2 separate regions of the Homo sapiens genome follow, and region 2 is linked to region 1. A link is a contact called in ENCODE Hi-C or POLR2A ChIA-PET data. All regions are on one chromosome and are shown on one strand. The core of a region is the stretch at or near the end of the contact, and the rest is flanking DNA. Distances in the headings are between cores, read along the strand shown.

Region 1 (5,813 bases), core at 901-3,400:
TCCGGTTTATGGGGCTCCTCAGTGAATGAGGTTGTCAGGAGATTTGGGCTCATTGGGCATTCAGTGTGATCCTCCTCTTTCAATAGGTAAGGAGCACAGAGTTCTCAAGTGAGGGCAGGATGCAGGGTAAGAAAGCTGGGGAGACAGGATAGGCTTGGCCCAGGTGACTGCAGCCTAGCTACCCTGTTATCCAGACTTGAAACTGAGATTTTTGCCCAGAATCACATGAACCCTGTTTATTTTAACTTGAGCAGAAGAAATAGAAGCTGGGTACTGACTACTTGATGATGAACCTAAAATACAGGCCTTGGAAGGTTTATATACTTTTTTAAACAATGCCAACTCTGTGTAAAGGAGCATTTTTCTGTTTTGCTTGTTAGATTATCACAGTTTAGATTAATGCGCCAAGGGAAGTTGGTGGCACAAGTGTATGATACCCTTCTCCCATCTCTCCTGTTGAAGATTTAATTGTGTCAGATCAATCTATATTCCATTTATGCCTTTGTGGGACTGCTGTTCTGTTTTTAGTTTGGAGACAAGGTTTCACTCATTGCCGAGGCTCACTGCAGCCTCAATTTCCTCGACTCACTTGATCCTTCCACCTCAGCCTCCTGAGTAGCTGGGACTATAGGCACATGCCACTGAGCCCAACTAATTTTTTAAAATTTTCATGGAGACGGAGTCTCACTATGTTGTCCAGGCTGTTCTCTAACTCCTGGCCGCAAGTGATTCTCTGGCCTCAGCCTCCCAAGTGCTGGAATTACAGGCGTGAGCCACTGTGCCTGGCCATACTTACTTATTTTCTAAACACCTGTATGGCATGTTCAAAACATTGGAAAAAGTAGAAAACATTGGAGCAGTTTGCATTTATCTGGGGAGTGAAATACAGCGGTATAAAATTATGGTAGCATATAAGCAAACATTTTTATGAAACTTTACTATTTATAAAGTGTTTTCATGTACATGAGCTGAATAGGGCAAGCATTTTATCCCCACTTTACAGATGAGGAAACAAAACTGCTCAATGTCAAACAACTAATCAGGAGCAGACCTGGCATCAGACACCTCTCTTCTGTTATTCCCTGCTGCTTTTCCAGTTTGGACAATGTGTGTGTGTGGTGTGTGTGTGTCGGGGACAGGGGTGGTGCTAATGAGGGAGGAAAGTATGTTTGAACCGAGCCTTGAAGGAAATAATGTCCGAGTTTAGAGGCCAACACACTTCAGCAAAAGCATTGTCAGACATCCTCTGACTATTCCCGAGGTCCACCCTGTTACCCCATTTTGCCTGTCTCCCTGGGAGCCTCACCCTGCTGGTGTGTCATAGGGTGAAGTGTCTGTTGTGTGTATTACTGGGTGTATTTAACATGCTCTTGGCTTTGTATTTGTTTTTGAAGCCTACCCACAAGGCCACATCAAAGTGGCTGACTATAAACAAGCAGGGCTGGCAAGTTGGAGTGGGGGCTCTTCATACAAGGAAGAGGTTTTCTGGTTAGGAAACAGTGGAGCATGGCTGTGAACATGACAAACACTGTTAAAGGGACAGGGATGGGGCACAGCTGTGGTACCTTGTCTGTGTTCCATGTGTGCACTTCTGTTAGACCATTAGAGCTCTTAGCTCAAGACCTGGCATGTAGGAAGTGCTCAGTATTGGTTAAATGAAATATTTGCTGCTTTTTGAAAAGACACAGAATTTTTCCTCTCTTAATCCACCTTTCTTTAGTGTGAAAATACTTTTCAAAGAAATATCAAGTCAGTCTCAACATTTACAGTTGGAATATTGTGAATGCAAATGTTAGTTAGATCTTCCTTTGACCTAATTTGATTTTATTGGTCTTGGGTTAGTAAAATTTGGTTATTGTGGTTACATTTCAGGGACGTTTACTTCAAGGCTCTTCATCTGAAGGATCAAGATAAAAACAACTACACTTAATAATTGACCAATTAACATTTTAAAGGCCTCTAAAGGTCACAGCCCAGGTGACTGGTGAATTTACTCAGTTTCAAACCACTCTTCTACTTCTTTTTGTTGTGCTTCAGTACATCCAGGTCTGACTGTCTAGGATTACAGCTCTCTTTTTCACTTCTGCTCCTCTTGTCATGTGTGGGTTTGGTGAGCCAGTATCTTTAATGCGACTTTTTTCAGCACTGGAGTTTTACAAAGCCTGGGCCCAGTGGTGCCGGAAACACTAAGATGAGTAAGAGGCTTCCTCTCCTGAGTCGTCAGCTGGTGGGGATTATGAAGAGTCCCCATGATGAGGGACTCAAGTAAGATTGGGGCCAGACCATCAGGGAGGGGAGGAGAAGGGTTGGAGTCAGGATAGGGGGGCAATCCTGGTAAAATTGGTATGTAGAGAGGTGGGCCTTGAAGCAGTAGGAGTGGGGAGGAAGTTTACTAGATGCCAGGTGCTTTCTCAGCATTTCATGTGTATAGTTTTTTTCATTTCATTCTTCTGAACCATTTAAGGTACATTCTGTTGTTTTCTGCATTTTATACAGAGGAAACTGACACAAAGAGAAGTTAAGTAAGTTGTCCAAGAGCATGCAGCTCATAAATGGTCCTGCCTGGATTCCAACTCAGGCAGTCTGGTTGCAGAGTCTGAACTGTGAATTGCTGTCAGTGGCTGAATGGGATTTGGACAAATGAAGATTAAGGGGAAACCACGGTGATCAAATATTAATACATAGAGGTAGACAAATTGGTTTAGGGCCATTTTGCCAAGGCCCTGGAATCCCACACCTGAAGGGGATAATTGTAACATATGACAGAACTAATATTTGTATAGGCTTTATGGGTCCACATTGCCACCACCCTCTGCTGATTGATTTGGTGGAATGTTGTGTCTGTGGTTCAGTGTGCAGGGATAAGGTTGGGAAGGTTGTTGAGTAGAGGAGTCACATGGTTTGTTCCCTCTCATATGTCTTTAAGCTGTCGTGAGGTTTTGGCCTGTATTCCCTGAGCTCATGAACATGGTGTTAAGGCTCAGCCTCTGCTGTCTTCTGTACCCTGCCCATGCTCTTTCCCTGCCCTACAGTTACCCTCTGGAAAGAGTTTCCTGGAGTCTCCCTGTTTCTGCCTTTTCACCTCACTGTCTACCTCTGACCTGCCCTCCATCATTCCCGCTGGAGCTGTTCTCCGTGAGGAGACAGTGCCTGGCTCACTGCTCATTTTGGCTGGGACTTTTCAGGTTTATTGCATCCAGTGAATTCTTAACTCGGGGTGATTTTACCCCCTAGGGGATACCTGGCAGTGCCTGGAGACATTGAGTGGGGCTGGCCTCTACGGGATGGACAGTGAGGTTGCTGCTAGCTGCTAGACATCTTACAGGATGGCTCCCACAACAGAGATCCAGCCCAAATGTCTGTAGTGCAGAGGTGGAGAAGCACCGATGTTACCTGGTGCTCTGGGACATTTTGCAGTTCTCCATTCTTTTTTTTTTTTTTTTTTTTTAAAGGGAGTCTCACTGTGCCACTCAGGCTGGTGTGCAGTGGCACAATCTCTACTCACTACAACCTTCGTCTTCCAATTCAAGTGATACTCCCACCTCAGCCTCCCGAGTAGCTGGGATTACAGGTGTGCGCCACTACACCCAGCTAATTTTTGTATTTTTAGTAGAGATGGGGTTTCATCATGTTGGCCAGGCTAGTATCGAACTCCTGACCTCAGGTGATCCACCCGCCACGGCCTTCGAAAGTGCTGGGATTACAGGCGTGAGCCACTGCGCTGTCCCCTGACTGCCTGGACATAATTCTCTCCTGACTTGTTTTTCAGTAAATTCTGAGTTCATTTCTTACCAATCTCTGCAGGGGAATCTTCTCCTCCAGCCTTGGTTCCAGTCCTTGCATCCCAGGATTCTTTTCCTGGCCTCTGGTCTCTGCCCACTCCTCCCGTTTTTCTTGGGCATCTCATTAGTCCTAGGGATTTGACCTTCATCTGTGGGTGAGTGACTCCACATCTGTATTCACAGCTCTAGCTCTCTTGAGCTCCAGTCAAATTCATGTCTCCTCCACCTCAGTGGTACACAGGCACTTCTAAATCAGTGGGTCCTAAATAGGGCAGCCCTAAGTCTTTTTCCATCTTCCCTGTCCTGCTGTTCCCACATTGCTGTCCGTCAGCATGGACTCTCACACACACACACACACAAACACACACACACACTCTCTCTCTCTCTCTCTCTGAGCATCTTCTCACACTGCTCCTGAAGCACAGGCACTCCTTATTTCTCAACCCACAGCACCCTCCCTCTGGCCTCCTTACTTCCAGTCCCGTGCCCCACGCTGCCACCAGGGGAGCTTTCTAGAGCAGAACTCTGAGCCTGGGAGTCTGCCTTTAGCTTCTGTCATCTATACACATAATCTAAACTGCTTCATGACCAAGCCCAGTGGTTCCCAATTGGGAGAGTAGTATTTCCCTCCAAAGGGGCCCTTTGAAAGTGTTATGAACATTGGGGGTATCATGATGGGGAAGGTGGGGTGGGTGGGCTACAGATACTGAGTGCTCAGGCCTAGTGATGTTTGCTTCCTGTAGTGTGCTGGACTGGGCTGTCCAGTGCATTACAGGAAGAGAATTGTCCAGATGCCAGTAGTGCCCTCATTAAGAATTGGCGATGTAGTTTTTAGCTTCTGCCTAGAGGATGAGGAGAGAAATGCTGAGCACTGGTCCTGGAGAGTACTTATTTTGGGGATTGGGAGGCAAAAGAACTGCATGGTATAAAATCCTACGGAAATGCAAGCAAGAATGTAAGGGAGTGATGAATTGTATTGAAAATTGTAGAAATGCCAAGACACAAGTGGGGAAGGCTGTTAGTTGTGTGACTCCCTGAAGCACCCTTGTCATCCCAGCCTGTAAGCCACACTAACCTCCCCCCCACCGCCCCCCACCGCTCATACAACCGGCAGCCACTCTTTTGGGCCTGTGGCAACAGGTTTCCTTCCTTGGTCCTGCACTATGAGACTCTCAGTCTCCCAGTTTGGCCCCACATTTGGTCAGTTTTGCCATCTCTACATTAGCCCCTTCCACCTCTGGCCACCTTATTACACAGCTTCTTTTGTAAATAAAAATATCCCAAGCTGTGTCACAGTCAGCTAACGACAAGAACAGCAGCAACAACATTAATGATCCTTTATGTGCCAGGTACTGTGCTAAACTCTTTATAAGCATTTCTTATTTAATCTTCAAAAAATCTCTATAAGGTAGCTACTACAATTATGCCCATTTATGGTTGAGGAAATGGAAGATTAAACAGATGAAATAACCAGTTCACTTTTACACGGCTAGTATCCCATGGAACCAGGACTTATACATACATGTCCTTTTATTTCTCATTTTAAAAAAACAGATTTTATTTTTTAGAGCAGATTTAAGTTCACAGAAAAACTGGAGGTATAGAGTGTTCCCATATACCTCCTGCCCTCCTCCAGCCTCCCCCACTGTGAATACAGAATGGTACATATGTTACAATTGATGAACCTACATTTACACATCATTGTCATTTAATTTCATAGTTGACATTAGGGTTCCCTTTTGGTATTGTACATCCTGTGGATTTTGACAAATGTATAATGACGTGTATCTGCCATTATAGTATCACGGGAATAGATTCACTTCCCTAAAAATCCTCTGTGCTTCACCTGCTCATCCCCCACCCCCTGTGGCAACCACTTTTTTTTTTTTTTTTTACTGACTCTATCATGTCTTTTTGACATTTTAGAAATAAATTCTAAGCTCAGATGTTCAGTTATCATTGAATAGCTGTAAGGAATCAGTGGAGTTCCCATATCCATGAATCATGTTTATTTCTTAAGAATTGGGTTAG
Region 2 (5,813 bases), core at 1,085-3,584, 57 kb after region 1:
TATCCTTAGAACCGTGCAGGTATTTTGGCGAGAATGAGGCCTGGAGTGGTCTCAGAATTTTGTGGAAGGTTCTGAGAGATGTCCAGGGTGGTGTGTGCCTGTTCTCCTAGCAGCAGACCTAATGGCTAAATGTGGACTTGTAGCAGCTGACAGCAGCCTTGCGCTTACACATTTAGTACTTGAAAACCTCCCTTTTGACTGCATCATGGGAATCAAAGAATAAGTCATATAAGAAAAATCTATGAAGTCAGCAGCTGAAAGATTGAGTGGAAACATGTTTGCAAAGCCACTTTGCACAGAAGCTTGCAAAAAGAAGGGAGTCGGGATGTGTAGGAAATATGACAACTGAATATTTATGAGTGAAAATAAGAGCTAATGTAAATATTTAATGCATAATATTTAAATTATTGCCCACTTCAAAACTAAAATCATAGTAAAATACCAGACACTTTAGCAGGATTAACGTCTGCTTCATCCTGCTTCACATATAATTTTCACAGTAGTAGTTTAAGAAATTTTAGCTTAGGCTGGGCGTGGCGGCTCACACCTGTAATCCTGGCACTTTGGGAGGCCAAGGAGGGCAGATCACGAGCTCAGAAGATCGAGACCATCCTGGCTAACGCGGTGAAACCCTGTTTCTACTAAAAAATACAAAAAATTAGCCGGGCACGGTGGCAGTTGCCTGTGATCCCAGCTACTCGGGTGGCTGAGGCAGGAGAATCGCTTGCACCTGGGAGGCGGAGGTGGCAGTAAGCCAAGATGATGCCACTGCACTCCAGCCTGGGCGACAGAGCAAGAGTCTCAAAAAAAAAAAAAAAAAAAAAAAGAAAAAGAAATTTTAGCTTAGTTTGTGAATATTGCAATCAGTCTTAAAGCTATGAACATTGTGTCCAACATGACACTGATTTGCCCATTTCCAATAATTTGTATTTACCTGGTCTCTCCTTTTAGAGGAGGAGTCACACCTGCATAACTCATTAGACTATGATTGGATGGCAGCTGTACACGGTGGCTGAAGCATTAGTGTCTTTCAGTATGGTAGGGTCCCCTTTAGGGTGTTCAGCTTCTGCTGCTCAGCAGCAAATGTGTGACCAATTCAGTATGTGTTGGGTTCTCGACTTAATAGGGTGCTTAATTACTAACTTACATAAGCAAGTACAAGTACGTTTGTATGTATGCACATATTTAAGTAAGGTTTTCTGATGTTATTAGACACCAAAAACATATAAAATATACTTTATTAATAATTGTCAGAAATGTGCTATTAACACACATAGATGAGTTTGTGAATACTGCAAAAAGATTTAGCACTTTGAGAGTTGTCCAGGTAAGATTTTCCAAGAGGAAGGCCAAGCAGATACTTAGGGCATCTGCAAAGCAGCAATTTTGTGAAGAAGATTCCAAATATAGGCCAGGCGTGGTGGCTCACACCTGTAATCCCAGCACTTTGGGAGGCCAAGGTGGGTGGATCATCTGAGGTCAGGAGTTCGAGACCAGCCTGACCAACAAGGTGAAACCCTGTCTCTACTAAATACAAAAAATTAGCCAGGCATGGTGGAGCATGCCTGTAATCCCAGCTACTTGGGAGGCCGAGGGAGGAGAATCGCTTGAACCTGGGAGGTGGAGGTTGCAGTAAGCTGAGATTGCACCATTGCACTTTAGCCTGGGTGGCAGAGCAAAACTCTGTCTAAAAAAAAAAGATTCCATAATATTATTTGTTAATTGATGATTTATAAAAACCCAAAAAACCATTGAAGAAGTCATCATGGCTTCTGGATCTCAGCTTGGCAACAGCAGCAATGGAACCCATGGGAAAATAGAAAGCTGGTTCCCCCAAATTCCATCCCTGGAGATATACTCTCTGTGGTGTAAATTGTGGCTGAGTTCTTTGAGTATATTTTGTCAATTGTGGAATACTGGTATAGGTTCGTTATCTTTCTATTGCTTGTCTAGTGTAGTTCATTCATACTTCTATCCCGGTGCCTCACCCACTGTCTAGCACAGGGTAAGTACTCACTAATTGTATTCAATGTTCAACTCCACAATTGCTGGCTTGCCCATTTCTCACTGAAGTGGGATACAGCCTGGATCCCAACTGCAATTTGGTTTCATTTGTTCAGAGAAAAATAAACTTCCTTGAGACTTTTTCAGCCTAACAGTGGTAAACAATCACTCAAGTTGGCAGAAGAGGAGGCCTACTTAATCACTGTACAAAGGTGGTTTTCAGTCCAGTTGCTGGGTATACAGTCCTGCCAGATTTAGTGACAAGCAGGCCTGAGCTGACCAAGTCACTGGCTACATCTCCAGCGGTTCAGTAGGTGGCACTGCTGTTCTCTCTGTGCAGAAGCTGGCAGCCGCACGGAGGCTGTATGTTTGGGCAAGCAGGAATGCAAATCATCAGCTCAAAGCAGCCTTTCTGGGCAAGCAGCAACACAAACCCATTATCAGTGCGGTGGCAGCTGCTGCTGTTTGTCCCTGCTTGCAGGCAGTTTCAGAGTGAGGGCCTTTGGAATGTGACCATGAGACTGGAGACGTCAGGAAGCGAAGCCACTGGGCTAAAATAAGCAGGTTAGGAGTCAGTTATCTGGTTCCCCACAGATGTGTCTGGGAGCAGCTGGGAGGCTGAGACGGCAGGCAGGCCTTTCCTTCTTATAACTCTGGGCTGGAAAATCTCATCAATATGGAAAACTCTCTAAAGACCCATCTTGAAACCAAGTCAGCAAAAATCTAGAGTATCTTGAACTGGTGGCAGAATTATATTTGTTATACCTATGAGCTGGCTTTTCCTGGTCAGTCTTGATTTCTAATGTTCTGTTTTCTTGCTGATATAAGAGTATTAGGCTTTGTCCAACTGCATTTTCACTTGCGGTTTAGAAAATATGGTCACCGTAATTACCCTTCATTTCCTGACAGCTGAATCTCAACTGATATTATGGACTGACTGTGTCCCCCTCAAATTCATATGTTGAAATCCTTACTCTCAAACTGATGGTATTAGGAAGTGGGGCCTTTGGGTGATAATTAGATCATGGGGGTGGACCCCTCATGAATGGGATTAGTGCCCTTATAGAAGAGACCTCAGAGAGATCTTTTGCCCCTTCTGCCATGTGAAGTCACCATGAGAAGATGGCTGTCTATGAAGAAGCAGATCTCCCACACACTGAATCTGCTGGTACCTTGATACTGGACTTCTCAGCCTCTAGTACTGCAAGAAATAAATTTCTGTTGTTTGTAAGCCACCCCGTCTATGGTATTTTGTTATAGAAGCCTGAACAGACTATTTAATTTCTATTTAATTCAAACTTCTCACACAAAGTGATGGGAAACCACAAGTCACTGGGATTTGTTTTTTGCTAGTACTTTAGTTTATGGGGTGAATATCTGCCATTTTAGTGAATCCTTGTATACCATCCAAAGGGAGGCAGGAGTGAGGTAGCCATGAGTCTCTCAAATTTAAGTGGATACAAAGTAGCTCCTCGGAGAGCTGGATCCATATGTGTGTCATCATATCTGCGTCTGACAAATGCCTGGCATATGTGCTGCCCCTTCCCCTCCTTCTAGGGTTGGCGTTATTAACTTATTGTGGCACACTTTCCTTCCAGACCAGTTTTGGTCTCAGACAGATTCTTTGGCACATAGGATAAAACTTACTTGCCCAGTTTCAACCGTGGTTGACCTTTAATATTTGCATTATATCAGATAATGATAAAGGTCAAAATCTTAGCTAAAATAACAAACCTGGTCCTCCATAGCTGGCTCTTAAATAAAACAGAAACTCAGAGGAGCCGAAATCATAGAGCCCAAATACTAGAGCTCAAAGGAAATACGATGCATCTTCAGAATCTCAAGATAATGAAATTGATGCTCAAGAGACAAGCTGGATGGGAATTCTGCTTCTTGTAAGGGTAGAATCAGTTGTTGCAGGGTAACCCTGCATCCAAGAACTAGGAGAACTTGATAAAACAGGTAGAATGTCTGTTGGAAGGCACTGGAGAGCTAGCTAGGCAACAAAAACTTGAAATGGTCAAGAAAAGCAAAAAGAGAAATGAAGTAACATTGGGACTGGTTTTCCCCTTGAACGCTCTTGCAAATATGCAACCTGTGACTGAGAGGATGAGACGCTAAGCAAAGCATCCCACAGTTTCATGGGGCATCAGAAACAAAAATTGGATTTTAGAGCTAGTTAATGGTTTAGGGCCCTGGCAAACACTCCATGCTTTTAGTTGGGACCCTCAAACAATTACACTGCAGAAAATAAAGTTCCCTAAAAAGTCTGAAGCCCAACTTCAAATCACCTCAGTTTATGATTGGGTAAGATAATTGGTTCCATCTTAACTGCCTGCTGGAAGCTAAAATAAGTACTCTCTTCAGGAAGATAACACTTTCCAGAGATTTAAATCATCTCCATTTTTCTTTCTTTCTTTTTTTTTCTCCAGAAACTGCCCTGCATTCGAACAAAAAATATCTGGTATATCTCTAGGCAAAATTGCTGAAAACCAAGGTAAAAAACACTTAAGATATCCAGATATTGCAATGATCGGACGTGGAGTTTAAGATAATGATGATTTGTACATTCAATAAATTAAATGATGAGATAGAGCATTGTACAAGAAAACTGGAAACTATAAAAAAATAAGATACAATGTCTAAAACTGGAAAATATTATAGCTGAAATTAAGAACTCAATGGATTGGTATAACAGTGGCTTAGATATAATTGAAGAGAGAATGATCATAAACTGGATGATGAATCAGAAGATAGGAGTAAAGGATTAGATGGCGTTAAAATGTTCTAAGGCTTTGCTTTGGCCAGGAAGTGGCAAAATAATATTTTTCATTAGACTTTAATAAGTCAGAGATGAATGTTGAAATGCCTATGGTATCCACTAAAAGCTTAAGGAAAGATTGAATAACTAAAAATAGCTAACAGAGAGGGGAATATAATAAAAATATATAATCCAAAGTCCAAAAAAATTTAAAAAGAAAGGAATAAAAATAAACATAAAACAGATGGCACAAGTATAAAATAAATAGCAAGGTGGTGAGTTTAATTTTATACATATGAATCAAAATCTCTAATTAGAAGACAAAAATTGTCAGACTAGATAAAGCAAACAACATAAAACAAGACTCTATATTGTACAGAAGTACATATTGCAAATTCAAATAATTTGGGAAAATTGAAAATAAAAGTGTGGAGAAAGATACAGCATGAAAATATTAACCACAAGAAAGCTCATGTTTATATCAGCTTATATCATGTTTATATCATGTTTATATAAGCTCATACTTATATCACACAAAGTGGATTTTAAGGCAATAAGCAATACTACAGATAAAAATAGATATTTCATAATAAAGTGGCCAATCCAACATAAAGATATCGCTAGTATAAATTTTTATACACCTAATAATAAGACAATACCTGATAGAACAAAATGGAGACATATAAAAATCTACAATGGGCTGGGTGCAGTGGCTCACTTCTGTAATCCTAGCACTTTGGGAAGCCGAGGCAGGTGAATCACCTGAAGTCAGGAGTTTGAGACCAGCCTGGCCAACATGGCAAAACCTTGTCTCTACTAAAAATACAAAATTAGCCGGGCCTGGTGGCACACACCTGTAATCTCAGCTACTCCAGAGGCTGAGGCAGGAGAATCGCTTAGAACCCGGGAGGTGGAGATCGCAGTGAGCCGAGATTGCGCCACTGCACTCCAGCCTGGGTGACAAAGCAAGACTCTATCTCAAAACACAACAACAATAACAACAAAAACAAAAACTACACTGATAGTAAGAGCTTTAACTGATAGGACC

What was found. Hi-C counts contacts between places; a loop is a spot of excess contacts on that map. ChIA-PET counts read pairs that join two places held with the same protein, here RNA polymerase II (POLR2A). Pooled maps may share reads with other maps.
Region 2: a pooled map shows a loop between it and region 1 (4-fold over the local background). The contact joins two enhancer-like sites. A Hi-C loop is called at or near these places in 1 of 168 maps with a recorded cell type or tissue (CD8-positive, alpha-beta T cell), 6 of 37 single-sample maps with no recorded cell type and 8 of 50 pooled maps. POLR2A ChIA-PET finds 5 or more read pairs at or near these places in 8 of 52 experiments (CD4-positive, alpha-beta T cell, CD4-positive, alpha-beta memory T cell, GM12878 and 4 more).

What each region holds. Positions count from the first base shown.
Region 1 is chr6:139,159,926-139,165,738 of GRCh38, forward strand. The region is part of intron 1 of HECA (hdc homolog, cell cycle regulator); the gene reads left to right. It also overlaps a transcript of TXLNB not described here. Among named protein-coding and RNA genes, the nearest start is that of HECA, 28 kb to the left of the region's middle. RefSeq lists an enhancer at 3,641-4,140. Within about 2 kb of position 2,151, at least 8 of the 41 ENCODE cell types and tissues checked have a DNase peak (open chromatin) inside an H3K27ac peak, as active enhancers do; they include OCI-LY7, where a contact is called at or near this core.
Region 2 is chr6:139,217,062-139,222,874 of GRCh38, forward strand. It overlaps a transcript of TXLNB not described here. Among named protein-coding and RNA genes, the nearest start is that of TXLNB, 72 kb to the right of the region's middle. Within about 2 kb of position 2,335, at least 21 of the 41 ENCODE cell types and tissues checked have a DNase peak (open chromatin) inside an H3K27ac peak, as active enhancers do; they include OCI-LY7, where a contact is called at or near this core.